Linked DNA regions of Homo sapiens: region 2 is linked to region 1. A link is an interaction called in ENCODE POLR2A ChIA-PET data of the cell type or tissue named here. Cell type or tissue: PC-9. All regions are shown on one strand. Links, peaks and the distances in the headings refer to the core of each region. The heading gives the core; the rest is flanking DNA.

Evidence for each region. ChIA-PET counts read pairs that join two places held together with the same protein. Peaks named below come from ENCODE experiments on the same cell type or tissue, not always from the same donor. Only the 100,000 strongest peaks of a DNase experiment are listed, where the experiment ranks them.
Region 2: POLR2A ChIA-PET joins it to region 1 with 5 read pairs; 2 of 35 experiments call an interaction of 5 or more read pairs at or near these places.

What each region holds. Positions count from the first base shown.
Region 1 is chr4:187,881,359-187,888,278 of GRCh38, forward strand. No RefSeq gene overlaps it. Among named protein-coding and RNA genes, the nearest start is that of ZFP42, 110 kb to the right of the region's middle. In PC-9, for the core only: no CTCF peak of the experiment used is centred there; no DNase peak of the experiment used is centred there.
Region 2 is chr4:187,811,158-187,818,077 of GRCh38, forward strand. No RefSeq gene overlaps it. Among named protein-coding and RNA genes, the nearest start is that of LINC02492, 140 kb to the left of the region's middle. In PC-9, for the core only: no CTCF peak of the experiment used is centred there; a DNase peak (open chromatin) is centred at 3,674; H3K4me3 peaks cover 2,119 bases; H3K27ac peaks cover 1,359 bases.

The DNA of each region.
Region 1 (6,920 bases), core at 1,347-6,346:
TTTTCGACAACTGGTTAGTTGAATACTCTGAAAATACGCTAGTATCTTTGGCTAATAGTGCTTGTAGCACATCTCTATGGACCCCACAGACTAACAGCTGCTTTTCAATCCTGATACGTATTTCTTTGCACAGATTTCCTAAATAAACAAGTCTTATTCACATATTGTGACACTTGCCATTCTCCTGACTTTTAGGTCGGCCTGGTTTCCTGACCTTAACTTGTTCTTTCTGACCCACCCTGACAGTGCCTGAGCTGGGGCTCTGATACATGTTTAATTGCCAGCAAAACCCTTTATCTCTTATAAATCCCTCTCCAGTTCGAGTTCCATATCTAATCACAACATTCACAAGGATTTAAGAAAATACAACTACTTATTGAAGCACAAATCTATAATGATGGAGAAAATAGGCTTTCAAAGAAAGTATGTTTTTATACTAAATATTTAAAACTGTCAAACTACTTATTCTGGAGGTTTCTATTTTTTAACAGACAGGTCAAGTAGAAGAAAAGGCGATTCTCTAAAGAACATTATTCCAAAAAGTACATCTCTGTTTAAATCATGTTTTTGCTCTTTCCTGTGCCTCAGATAACCTCCTGTGTCATCCATTTTTACATGTCAAAAGCCCATCTACACTTGAGGTCCATTTCACTGGATACTTCCTCCTTGGAGTTTTCTCTGATCACCCTAACCCAACACAGTGAGTCCCCTCTCTAAACCCCCAAACAATACTCATACTGGTCGTGGGGTATGTCATACATACTACTTTTTATATTCTCCTTTCATGATCCTGATGGGTTGTAAATGTCTGTATACCAAAAACAATGTATTTCTTTTTTTTTTTTTTAATACTTTAAGTTCTAGGGTACAGGTGCACAACGTGCAGGTTTGTTACATATGTATACATGTGCCATGTTGGTTTGCTACACCCATTAACTTGTCATTTGCAATAGGTATTTCTCTTAATGCCATCCATCCCTCCCCACTCCCGCCACCCCACAACAGGCCCCAATGTGCACACGTATGTTTATTGCGGCACTATTCACAATAGCAAAGACTTGGAATCAACCCAAATGTCACATATACACCATGGAATACTGTGCAGCCATAAAAAAGATGAGTTCATGTCCTTTGTAGGGACATGGACGAAGCTGGAAACCATCATTCTAAGCAGACTATCGCAAGGACAGAAAACCAAACACCACATGTTCTCATAGGTGGGAACTGAACAATGAAAACACTTGGACACAGGGCAGGGAACAAAACAACGTATTTCTTACTTTTCTACTCATTGAGATAGATTCAGTGTCAACATATTTTTAGTAAATTTATATGAGTAACATAGTAATACTCAAAGTTTTATTATGAATAGACAATACCCGCTTTAGGAGACAGAGTTGAAATCTTTAATATCATATGTAATTTCATTAAAGATCTAAATGTCTAATATCTTATGTGATGTTAGTATTTATTAAATGATATTAGAAATAAACTGCAAAACTCATTTTTTGAAATATTTACCACAGTTAAATATATCATAGATAATAAATACATTTTCATTTTCTTTGCCTTGTATCTTCCTATTTCTTAGTAATCTACCAGTTTAATTTGGGCATATCTGTACCCCTAAAATAAAAAATGTTGCATTTTTGTATGTGGATACATTAATTCAAAGTATAGTAGCACTTGAAATACCTTGAAGGTCTTAAAGCATCACAAAGCTGAACGTTAGAATCAGTATCTGATCTGAATAAAGATGACCTCTCTATGGCTGCAGCATCAGCTGCAAAAGCCTCACCAAGGGGGTCTGCAGGAAATGCGGAGGGCAGTGGGGTGCCCCAGCTGGATCCTACTTGCCAGGAGGCACTATCTCTCTGGTAGCTGGGAGTACTGATAGAACAGGGCTCTCAGCTGTCAGTCCTCTTTGAGGATTGCTTCAGCTAAAGAATACTGCTTCACCCAAGCCCACAGCTACTGACTAACCAACATACTTACTCTGTGGGGCAACTCTGAAAGGTCATTCTGGCTCCAGAGCTCTCTGTAGATTAGGCTAAGTCCTTCACTGGATCTTCATTTCAGCTCAACTGTGGGCCAGTCTTGCTTTCATCTCCTCCCTCCTACAGGTGTTAATCCTAAAATTATTTCCTAATAAACACCCTGCTTAAAAATTTTCATCTCAGAGTCTGTTCCCCAAAGAACTTAACTTGCAGCAAACACTAGGGTTGCTCTTGGGAGAAGAGAGGATTTCCACAAAGAGATAAAATGATTATTCTTTGCTGTTTCTACCTAGAGAAGGTTTTTTCCAACCTTTGGTACTATTGATGTTATGAGCTGGATAATTATTTGCTGTTAAGGGCTACCCTGTGCATTGTAGGATATTGAGTAGCATCCCTGGCCTCTACCACTAGATGCTAGTAGCACACGTGCATATGTGTGCACACAAGCGTGCACGCACACACACACAACCCATGTGACAAAAATGTCTGCAGATATTGCCAAATGTCCCCCGAAGGGCAAAATCCTCCATTGAGAATGTCTGCCCTAGGACTAATTCTGGCGATAGGAGAACAACAAGCAATGAAAGAAGCTGGTGCCTCCCAGATGCCAGGGGTAGCAGTTGACAGGACACAGGTAAGCGGAGGCCCGGCACAGGCAGTCAGGAACACCTTCCTCCGCCACCCAGCCCTTGACTGCACCCCCACACCTCACCACTGGGTTAGCTGTGAAGAGCTGAGACTCCATAATTTGGAACTAGAGGTCAGTCGATCATTTTGGGGGGTGCACTGTCATGTATGGAACGTCTTTCATCCTGCTCAATGCATATTCACTATTTATAGGCTTCTGAAAGGTGTCACATTCTCTTCAGTCTTTGATGAAAAGCAGGATTCTCCAATTCCACAGAGAAGCTGTAGGTTTTAGTTGTTTTTTTTTCCTCTTCAAATTCTTGAAGTGCCAGTGTTCTTAAAGGCTTTCCTGATCTGCTTTAAATGTCCTGGGTATGCATTTAAGTAAGAGAGACACTTCCTTCACATATAATCTCTTCAATTGCAGGGGAAGCTAGGGTATTGGGATTCTAGAGAATTTCCTTCACTCTTGAATTCCTCGATTTACATAGAAAAAGCTGGAGTTGGGGGAAATGAGATGTACAATTGAGGCAGAAGGAAGTATCAGAGCTATACAGGAACCAGCATAAACAGAATATCTGTAAGTTGGGACATATTCAAAATACTATCACTAAGTGCTCCAATTACCACTACTACTATTATTGTCACATTTCCATCCACATACTTTTTTTCCTTCTTTTTTCTGTTTTTTAATGGAAGTATGATTGATATATGAAAAAGCAGTATATATTTAATGTATACATCCTGATGAGTTTGGAGATAAGTACATATCTGAAATCATCAACAGAAGCACTGCCGTAACGTTACCCGTCACTGGCCCAGGTTCCTGCCTCCCTCTCTTTTTGTGTATATAATAAGAACATCTAACATAAAGTCTACCCTCTTCATAAATGTTTACATATATAATATGGTTTTGTTAACTATATGCTCTATGCTGTGCCGATCTCCACACTTATTCATCCTGCGTCAGTCACCCTAGGGACGCTTAGATTGACATCTATCTGCTGCCCACTCCCCCCAGCCATGGTACCCACCATTCGACTCTCTGTTTCTATGAATTTGACTATTTTAGACTCGTGACATAAATGGGATCATGTACTATTTGTCATTTTGTGCCTAGCTTATTTCCTTTAGTGTCCTCCAAGTTCATCTATGTTACAACAAATGGCAGGATCTCTCTTTTTTTTTTTTTTTTTTTTTGAGACAGACTTTCACTCTTGTTGCCCAGGCTGGAGTGCAATGGTGCGATCTTGGCTCACCGCAATCTCCACCTCCTGGTTCAAGCGATTCTCCTGCCTCAGCCTCCTGAGTAGCTGGGATTTTTTTTTACAGGTCTGCACCACCACGCCCGGCTAATTTTTGTATTTTTAGTAGAGATGTGATTTCTCCATGTTGGTCAGGCTGGTCTCAAACTCCCGACCTCAGGTGATCCACCCGCCTCGGCCTCCCAAAGTGCTGGGATTACAGGCATGAGCCACCACACCCAGCCTTTTTTTTCTTTTTAATTTCAACTTTTATTTTAGACTCAGGGGGTAAATGTTCAGGTTTGTTACACTGGTATATTGCCTGATGCTGAGGTCTGCGGTATTAATGATCCATGAGCATAGTAACTGCTAGTTTTTCAGCCCTCACTCCCCTTCCTCCCTTTCTTTTTCTGGAGTCCCCAGTGTCTGTGTTTGTCATCTTTATGTTCACAAGTGTCCAGTGTTTAGCGCCTACTTATAAGAGAGAACATGTGGTATTTGGTTTTCTGTTCCTGCATTTGTTCACTTAGGATAATGGCACCCAGATGCATCCATGTTGCTGCAAAAGACATGATTTCATTCTTTTTTATGGCTGTGTAGTGCTCTATGGTGTGTAGGCACCACATTTTCTTTGTCCAATCCACTGTGCATGGGCACCTACGTTGATTCCATGTCTTTGCTATTGTGAATAGTGCTGCAAAGAACATACCTGGCATGTGTCTTTATAGTAGAATGATGTATTTTCCTTTCGCTGTACACCCAGTAATGGGATTGCTAGGTTGAATGGTAGCCATGTTTTATGTTATTTGAGAAACATCCAAACTGCTTTCCACAGTGGCTGAACTAATTTACATTCCCACCAAGAGCATATAAATGTTCCCTTTTCTCCACAGCCTCACCAGCATCTGCTATTTTTTGACTTTTTAGTAATAGCCATTCTGACTGGTGTGAGATGGTGTCTCATTGTGGTTTTGGTTTGTATTTCTCTGACGATAAGTAATGTTGAGCAGTTTTTCATGTTTGTTGGCCATTTGTATGTCTTCTTTTGGGAAGTGTCTGTTCATGTTCTTTGCCCACTTTTTAATGGGGTTGTTTTTTGCTTGTTCACTTGTTTAAGTTCCTTATGGATTCTGGATATTAGATCTTTATTGGATACAGTTTGTGAATATTTTCCCCCATTTTGTAGGGTGTATGTTAGCTCTGTTGATAATTTCTTTTGCTGTGCAGAAGCTCTTTAGTTAGGTCCCACTTACCAATTTTTGTTTTTGTTGTAGTTGTTTTTGGGATCTTAGCCATAAATTCCTTGCCAAGGCTGGTGTCCAAAATGGTGTTTCCTAGGTTTTCTTCTAGATTTTTTAAAAGCTTGAGGTCTTACATTTAAATTCTTGCTCCATCTTGAGTTAATTTTTGCATACGCTGAAAAGTAGGAGTCCGGGTTTAATCTTCTGCATTTGGTTAGCCAGTTATCCCAGCACCATTTACTGAATAGGAAGTCCTTTCCCCATTGCTTATTTTAGTCAACTTTGTCAATGGTCAGATGGTTGTCGTTGTGCAGCTTTATTTCTGGGCCCTCTATACTATTACAATTGGTCTATGTATCTGTTTTTTGTATCAGTACTATCCTGTTTTGATTACTGTAGCCTTATAGTATAGTTTGAAATCAGATAATGTGATGCCTCCAGCTTTACTCTTTTTGCTTAGGGTTATTTTGGCTATTTTGGCTATTTTTTGGTTCCATATGAGTTTTAGAATAGTTTTTTTCTAATTCTGTGAAGGATGGCATTGGTAGTTTGATAGGAGTAGTGCTGAATCTGTAGACTGCTTTAGGCAGTAGGCCATTTTAATGATATTAATTCTGCCAATCCATGAGCATGGAATGTTTTTGCATTTGTTTGTGTCATCTATGATTTCTTTAGTAGTGTTTTGTAGTTCTCCTTGTAGAAATCTTTCACTTCCTTAGTTAGAGGTATTCCCAAGTTTTTTTTTGTAGCTATTGTAAATGGGACTGCATTCTTGATTTGACTCTCAGCTTGAATCTTATTGGTGTATACAAATACTCCTGTTTTTTATATATACTACATTTTCTTTATTTCATCTTTTCATGGACATTTAGATTGTTTCTATGTCTTTGCTACTGTAAATAATGCTACAATCAACGTGAGAGTGCAGATATATCTTCAAGATCCTGATTTCAATTTTGGGAGGTTTATACTCAAAAGTGGGATGGCTGGATCATATGGTAGTTCTATATTAAATTTTTTAGGAACCTCCATATTGTTTTCAATAGTTAATGTACTAATTTACATTTCCACCAGTGTACAAGAGTGCCCCTTTCTCCGTATCCCCACCAACACTTGTTGTTTTTTGTTTTTTTGTGAATAGCCATCCTGACAGATATGAGATGATGTCTTGTGGCTTTGATTTGCATTTCCATCCACATATTTTTTAAGAATAAATAGAAAAAGGAGGTGCTTTTATATATGTGTGTGTCACAAAAGGATTATATGCAAACCAACTGCAAAATACAAATGCTGCATTTCAGCACTGTCTTTAACCTTTGTCTTAATTTTTGAATTTAAGATTTTACAATAGCTATAATTTATTTTCTGTTAACCAACTTAATTTTTACATGCTTACTAATGCACCTTTGTATCATAGTGTTTAGCATTAGCAACACTGTGGGAGAAGAGGCAGAGAAAATATCCATGAAATACAGGTAATCTTTAATTTTATGAGACAGTTTCTTCCCATGAAGAATTTATAACTTTCTCAGCTCTAATCAAATTCCCTGCCACAGGAGCACGTTCTAATTAGAGCCATCTGCTCCTAGCAGGATATTCATCCCAGGCCAATGTATGGTGAAACATTCTAATCCATTTTAAGCATCTAATTTGTTTCTGCACTAAAATTCTAGGCAAAGAGCAGCTGGATGTCATTGGAGACTTTTCCTGCACAATGAGGGCAAGGAAAGTTAAAACAGAAATTCACTGAGTGGAAACCACGGATCTGTAATTAGGAAATATTAATCTAGGACATGCAGTGATAAAAATCA
Region 2 (6,920 bases), core at 738-5,737, 71 kb before region 1:
CTCCAGCCTGGGTGACAAGAGTGAGACTCCTTCTCAAAAAAAAAAAAAAAAGGAAAAAGTGCACCTCAAGGATTGCTTCCTTACAAAAGACTTCCCTTAACCCTCCAACTAAATCAGAAGCCTCTGTAACATCCTCTCATCCGTCTAGAGATCATTTCTTTCATGACCCTTCTCCAGACTTTACCTTTTGTTTATTTATTTGTTTGATTCTTGCATATGCTCGCTTGTCCTTGCTAGAACATATATGTTCAGTGAGGGAAGGATCCTTTCTGCCTTGTTTATTGCTGTATCTCAGAATCTAGAAGAATGGGGCATAGAATAGTAAAGTTTCTATTTAAAAAAGAGCAAGAATTGCACGTCCTTTAAAATATTTTCAATAAATATTTTTAAAAAGTCATTTAATGAATTTCATTGAATTGTGTTCATGGGACAATTAAATTGTCTCCCTCACTTGACAGTAATTCCAAAGGCTTATGGAAACCTTCTGCTGGTCGACTGTTGCAGGTGGAGCCTACACAGTGCACGGCGCGACGGTTGGGGCTCCTTTAATATTAGATCAATCAACATGCATCTTTAGGGTGCCCCCACTGTGCCTGCGTGAGAACGTGAAACGTTACTGCTTCCTCAGCCTTCTTTCTTCCACACCTCTGAGTGGCACCCTGAGGAGGAAGTGCTCATGACTTCCGTAGTGAAGGCTGTTCTCTCTGAAGATGTCACTGGGGAAATTTTATCCTTTCTAAATTTAGAAAGTGGGGGAGAGAAATGCAGCTAAATGGTTCAGATTCAGAGGGAGATAGTGAGAACCCTGAAAATGAATCATGGTACTTTTCACACACATAGTGAATCAAAATTTAATGGCAGTGAAAGGCTGTTGATAACATTCCTTTAAAAAATCCACATAACCAAAGACATTTACTTGCAGAAAACTTCCTGGACTTCTAAGTAGAATACTAGGCAGGTCTGTATTTTTAAATTTAGAAACCAGTCACAGATTTTTTTTCTCTAAACTTCATTAAGAGCTGTGCTCTGTATCAGCTGGTAAGCCTCTAATCCTACAAAGGTTGCTTATCAGGTTTGGGGAAAAAATATTTTAAAGGGAATACAATTCTTGCTCTTTCTTAAATAGAAATTTTACTATTCTATATTACATTGTCGTATAACATGTCATTTGGTGCCCCTGGAATCTCCTGTAAAATAGAAGCGTACGCTAGTAAATGTCATGATGAAATGAAACCAGGGATTATGAAAGTTGTGAAGCTTTCATTAAATATAAAATCTTATATTCGGTACCTTAGAATCAGTGACTCTAATACGTTATTTTTAAAATTTATTGTCAATATTAGCCGTGTCCCCAAATTAAGAAACTGCACTGAGCGTTTACGGCATTGACTTAAGAGAAATACAGTCAACGTATTTTAAATATATTACCATCTGTACCCAAATATAAAATGATCTTTAAATGTAAGGTAGTTCCCCATTTTATCACAAACTGTTTTGATCAACTTGAAATAGAAGCCCTTAAATGAAAGTGTCAAATGTCAATTTACAATATTAATCATTTCAGTTACCCAGACATTTAAAATTACATATTCTGGTACAGCACTGTTTAGGGAACTTTCTGTGATGACAGAAATGTTCCACATTTACTCTAATACGGGAGCCACCGGTCACATACGGCTAGTGGGCATGTGTGCCCACTTGAAACACGGCTAGTACAACCGAGGAACTGAATTTGTAAATTAATTTAATCTTAACTAATTTAAGTTTAAATTGGTTGGTGTGGCTAGTGGCTACTGAACCAGATAACACAGCTCTAGAAAACTAAAGATTTTTTTAGAAATGTTGCTATTTTCTACTCTCATTCAAACTCCACACGCTTCATTGACAACACTATTGTCATCATCATAACAATGATGTTAGATATGTTATTTAATTTTTCACAGCACATAATTTTTACTTCTAAGTTGATTGAAAATACAAAAAAAATTAGAAAAATGTTATGTGAAAAGGAATATAGAATAAGAAAAATGTGCCCTGATACTCATGGGGCCAGATTAGCCCTTGTGTAAAAAGAGTTTGAGGAGAGGAGGCACAAATCAAGAGATCCGGGCCCTGTTCTCTTTGAAGAAGATTCTACTTAGATGTTCGGGTTTAGCACTTTGTTCTTCTAAGTTCTCAGAAACCAAAGAATTTGTGTAGAAATGGTAATTTTACCTGATGTATTACCCAAGAGGCCTCTTAAGGACAAGGGTAGCCCTCTTTTATGAAGGCAATTTTTGAGAAAAAAAGCCATTGCTTTATATATGGTACATATGGTAAGTAAGAACAATTGAAGAAGAACTGAACACCACTTATTTAAAAATTGTGTACTTTATTTACAACCACATGAAATATTTTCCAATCACCAAGCCATCTTTAGAAGTTTTCCTTCCTTAATCATCAAAATGTCAGTACAAGAAGTTTGGATTTAGTTGTGAGTGACTGGGTGCTGTAAAGTCCACCAAGTAGTGGCATCATAGAGCACCAGGTGGCTCCCTAAACAGTGAGACCTGGGCACAGGTGTCAATCCCCAGAGATTCTGTCATCTAAGTCATGAGGTCATCTAAGTCATGAGCATCCACATGGAACATACAGCTATGCAGTTACTGGCAAATAAAACAAAATACCGACTGTGTCTCCTACAGTGAGATCAAAGAACCACTCTCCACTTACTCTGCAAACTTGCCTTGGTACCATCTCCTTCCGAGATTCAATAATTGATGTTTAATATGTGCTATTTAGTTCTGCTTTATTATTAAGAATTCCTTGAATGAGATGAATGAAAAGAATATTAATCTACTTCAATCTAGAAAAAAAAATCCTCATATCCATAAAATGAAATTAATGATTTCCAGAAGCAAATAATTTCTGTGATGATGTTCTCAGAAGAATTAAGGTGCTATCTGGTGCCCTGCTTGGATCGTTAGCCTAATGGGACTGATCAATCAGAAGGATAATGGCTAGATGGATATTTTTGTTGTTTTATTTTTAATGAATAAGAGATACTTATATTCATTAAAATTAGAAAAAAGATAATGAATCACCTCAAATTACAGAATTTCCATATTTCCCAAAAAACTGACAGTGTGTCTGCCAATAATAGCCACATACAATATTTATGCAAGCCTGGCTTTCTGTAATGAGAAATTCAACAATTGCCATGGTGATATCTTGGGAGGCAAGGAGGAAATACTGGTGATAACGGGAGTCTTGAGTGGTGATGGCGGGCAGCATCATACCATCCCCCTTGGGCCTGGGATGCTGCCAAGGTCTGCAGCGTGATGTTTGTCCTCCTCCATCGTCATCCAAACAAACAGGAAACTTGCTCTACAGAAAGTAATTCTTGCTGTTTTTCTTTATACATTTCTCAAAATATCTTTTAAATACTTTGTTACAGTAGGTAGTCAGGCCTACATGAGCAGGGCAAGAGAGCCCTTCCATCCCAACAGAAATGTCAGGTTACCATTAGATGATGGTCAGGCAGTTGTTAAACTGTCTCTCTAAAAAAATAATTGGTTACAGCCAGTGCCGTGGAAAGGCAGTCTCCCAGCAGATAGAAACACCTGAAACTGGTGATCAGCTTCCCAGTAAGGTCTCAGGAGTTGCGCAAGTGGGCTCAAGCATGCGCATTAAGAGGCAAAATGGCGGAGTTTAACTGGTAGATGACCTTGCACGGACATTTGACTGGTACGGGAAGAACGCTTCAAATGAGCATACATACAGCTCCGGTAAACACACTGCACGTGTGGCACCTCCAAGAGCGGGCAGGCAACTGCACAGGCAGACAGCCCACCCCAAGGGCAGAATCAGGGAAGAAGAGACGCAGGACCCCGGAAGCATGCCAACGTCACACCGCGCACTTCATCCCTCAAGTCACCCGCGTGGCCCTCTTGCGAGTGAGCTTTGCTTCCTTTCGTTCCTGCTCTGAAGCTTTTTAATGAACTTTCACTCCTGCTCCAAAACTTGCCTCGGTTTCTGTGTCTTACGCGCCTCAGTCGTATTCTTTCTTCTGAGGAGGCTAGGGCTGAGGTTGCCGCAGACCTGCCCCGATTCGCCGCTGCTAAGAATTTCTCAGACTCCAAGTTTCCAGTCTTCCCTGAGCAGCTCTCTGTGACTTTTTTCTTCCTGCGCTGTCTCGCACTTTACACACAGTTTTCTCTGAGGAACCTTCCTCCTACTAAATGTTCTAAGTTAGTTTTCCATGATTTTTTTTCTCCTCCTTCTTCCCTTGACTGTTGGGATACAGAAATATTTCACACAAATGATTTCTAATACGATTGAGTAGGAAGGAAATCAGCTTACTTTAAAAGTCTAGAAGCATTCTTAAGTCTGCTTTTCAATAATCGTCTTTTTTCATATAATACTTTTCTTGCCCTCTTTGGAAACTTTGAGCCTGAATACAAATTAGAACAACACAAAATTCAAGTCCTTATGATGGAATTCAAATTTGTATTTTGGCTCAATTAGCTGCTTTCTAGTACATTTAGGATCATAGCATTTAGCCCACATTTAGTGGCAAAGGTAGTAACATTAACGTTGGGTTAAGTACAAAACATTAACCAAAAAATCTTGTAGAGAATTGAGATGTTATGACTAGAAAGAAATTATGAAGATGTTATTTTCAGGGTATACATGGACTTTAACTGGGCACTGATTTTTATCAAGAAGTATTAGCAATTAAATTAACTGTCTTTCATGTGTTTAAGAAATCAGTCTTCTATCCATATTATATGAGACAAGAACATGACAAAATATTTTAAAAAGCAAAAGAATGATTATAAAAAATAATGCAGAAATAATATTTTTAAAGAAAATATATTTAAAATGCAGTTTTGGGATATTTTACAGCAAGTTACTTCAACCATACCTCTAGTTATACAGAATTTTGTCAAGAAACAAATCATATTTTAACATATCTAGTTTGAAGTTTTCCAAATACAAATAAATAAGGCATCTTAAAAGCATGACAATTTATTCTGTCATTACTTAAAGCTTTTAATTTTGCATACTTAGGGCTAGTAAAGATATAATAAGAAATAGATTGGAAGCAGCTGAACAAACATAGTGTTCATAAATGCATTTGATTTGATATTGACGTCAAGCAGTTCTACCAAAGTGATTTAAGAACTTGAGAGATAAGCTAATACGGTGGTCTAAAGGGAGTCTTATCTTGTTCTGTACATATGAGTTCAGAGCTCTCTATTGAATTCTACTTTTTACCACATCTGATTATTCTTCACGGACCACTGGGAATAGACCAAATTGGGGCCACTGATCCTAATTTAAGTCCTTTCTGACCCCTTTCTGAGTCTTCAATTCTTGCTTGCAAAAGAGAGTATTCAAAATGTCCGTATCAAAATAATATTTAGATAAAAGGTGTGAATAATTCATGATAAAAAATTTGCTTTCTGATTATGTAGGTTATTATATTAACTAAACATGTTTATTTTACCTTTTGATGTGGCTCTGTTCTGTTAGCCCTACCACAAAGATGATATTTGTCACAGTGTAACAGTCTATTATATTACCTCTTACAAAGGCATGATATTCTATTGATGTTTAATAGAATAATTTTTAAAGTACAAATAAATGATTTAATTTATTTAAATAATTTATATTAAATATTAAAATGTATATATATCACAGATATTTTATATGTATATTACCTATATTCAGGCATGCAGTTAGGGAAAGAAACGGAGGGAAATTGTTAGTTAAACATGATCTTAAGAATTTCTTCCATATGTGGAAAAGTCATCAGTTCATCTGGCATATAGCAATATATACATATATATATACATATATATAGAATGCTATGTATACATTTATCCTACATTCATTTAACATCAAAACATAAAAAAGTTATTTCTTTATTCTCTCTAAGCAAAAACCAGTAATAACAGCTCTGTAAATAGACTCTAGACCAACAGATCAAGGGAACAGGTTAAACCCCTTGCTTATTTGTTAGAATTCAAAGAGCCTCACTTTAGCTAATCTGATTGGGCTAATTTGTGTGTAAATACAGATATGGATAGATAGAACTATATATATATATACAAACAATATATATTTTATGTAATATAAAATACATATAATAGATAAATTAGAATCTATTCATTTAACTTACCTGAAACCATATAATCACTCAAATGTGTCTGCATGTCTGTGTGTATCTGTGTATGCATGTGTATGAAATGTAGTTTTTTAACTTGACATATAATAGATGTAAATATTTTCGGGGTACATGCGATAATGTGTTACATTCGTATAATCAAATAAGGATAATTGGAATATCCATCATCTTAAATATTCATCTTTATGTTAGAAACACTAAAGTTATTATCTTCTAGCTGTTTTGAAGTGTACAATAGATTAATGTTAACTATAGCTATCCTACTGATACATCAAATACTAGGTCTTATTTCTTCTGTTATAATGCATATTCGTACCCATTAATCAACCTCTCTTTAGCTCCCCTTTCCCCCAACCCTTGGTAGCCTCTGGTAATCACCAATCTACTTTTTATCTTCATGATATCTTTTTAGCTCCCACATATGAGTGACAGCATTCAATATTTGTCTTGCTGTGCTTGGCTTATTTCACTTAACATAATGGCATCCAGTTCTATTCATGTTACTGCAAATGACAGAACTTCATTCTGTTTTATGGATGAATAATACTCCATTGTGTGTGTGTGTGTGTGTGTGTGTGTGTGTATCACATTTTCTTTATCCATTCATCCAATGATGGACACTTAGGTTGATTCCATATCTTGGCTATTGTGAATAGTGGTGCAGTAAATACAGGAGTGCAGATGTCTCTTCGATATACTAATTTCCTTTCTTTTGAGTATATACCCAGTAGTGGCATTGCTGGATCAT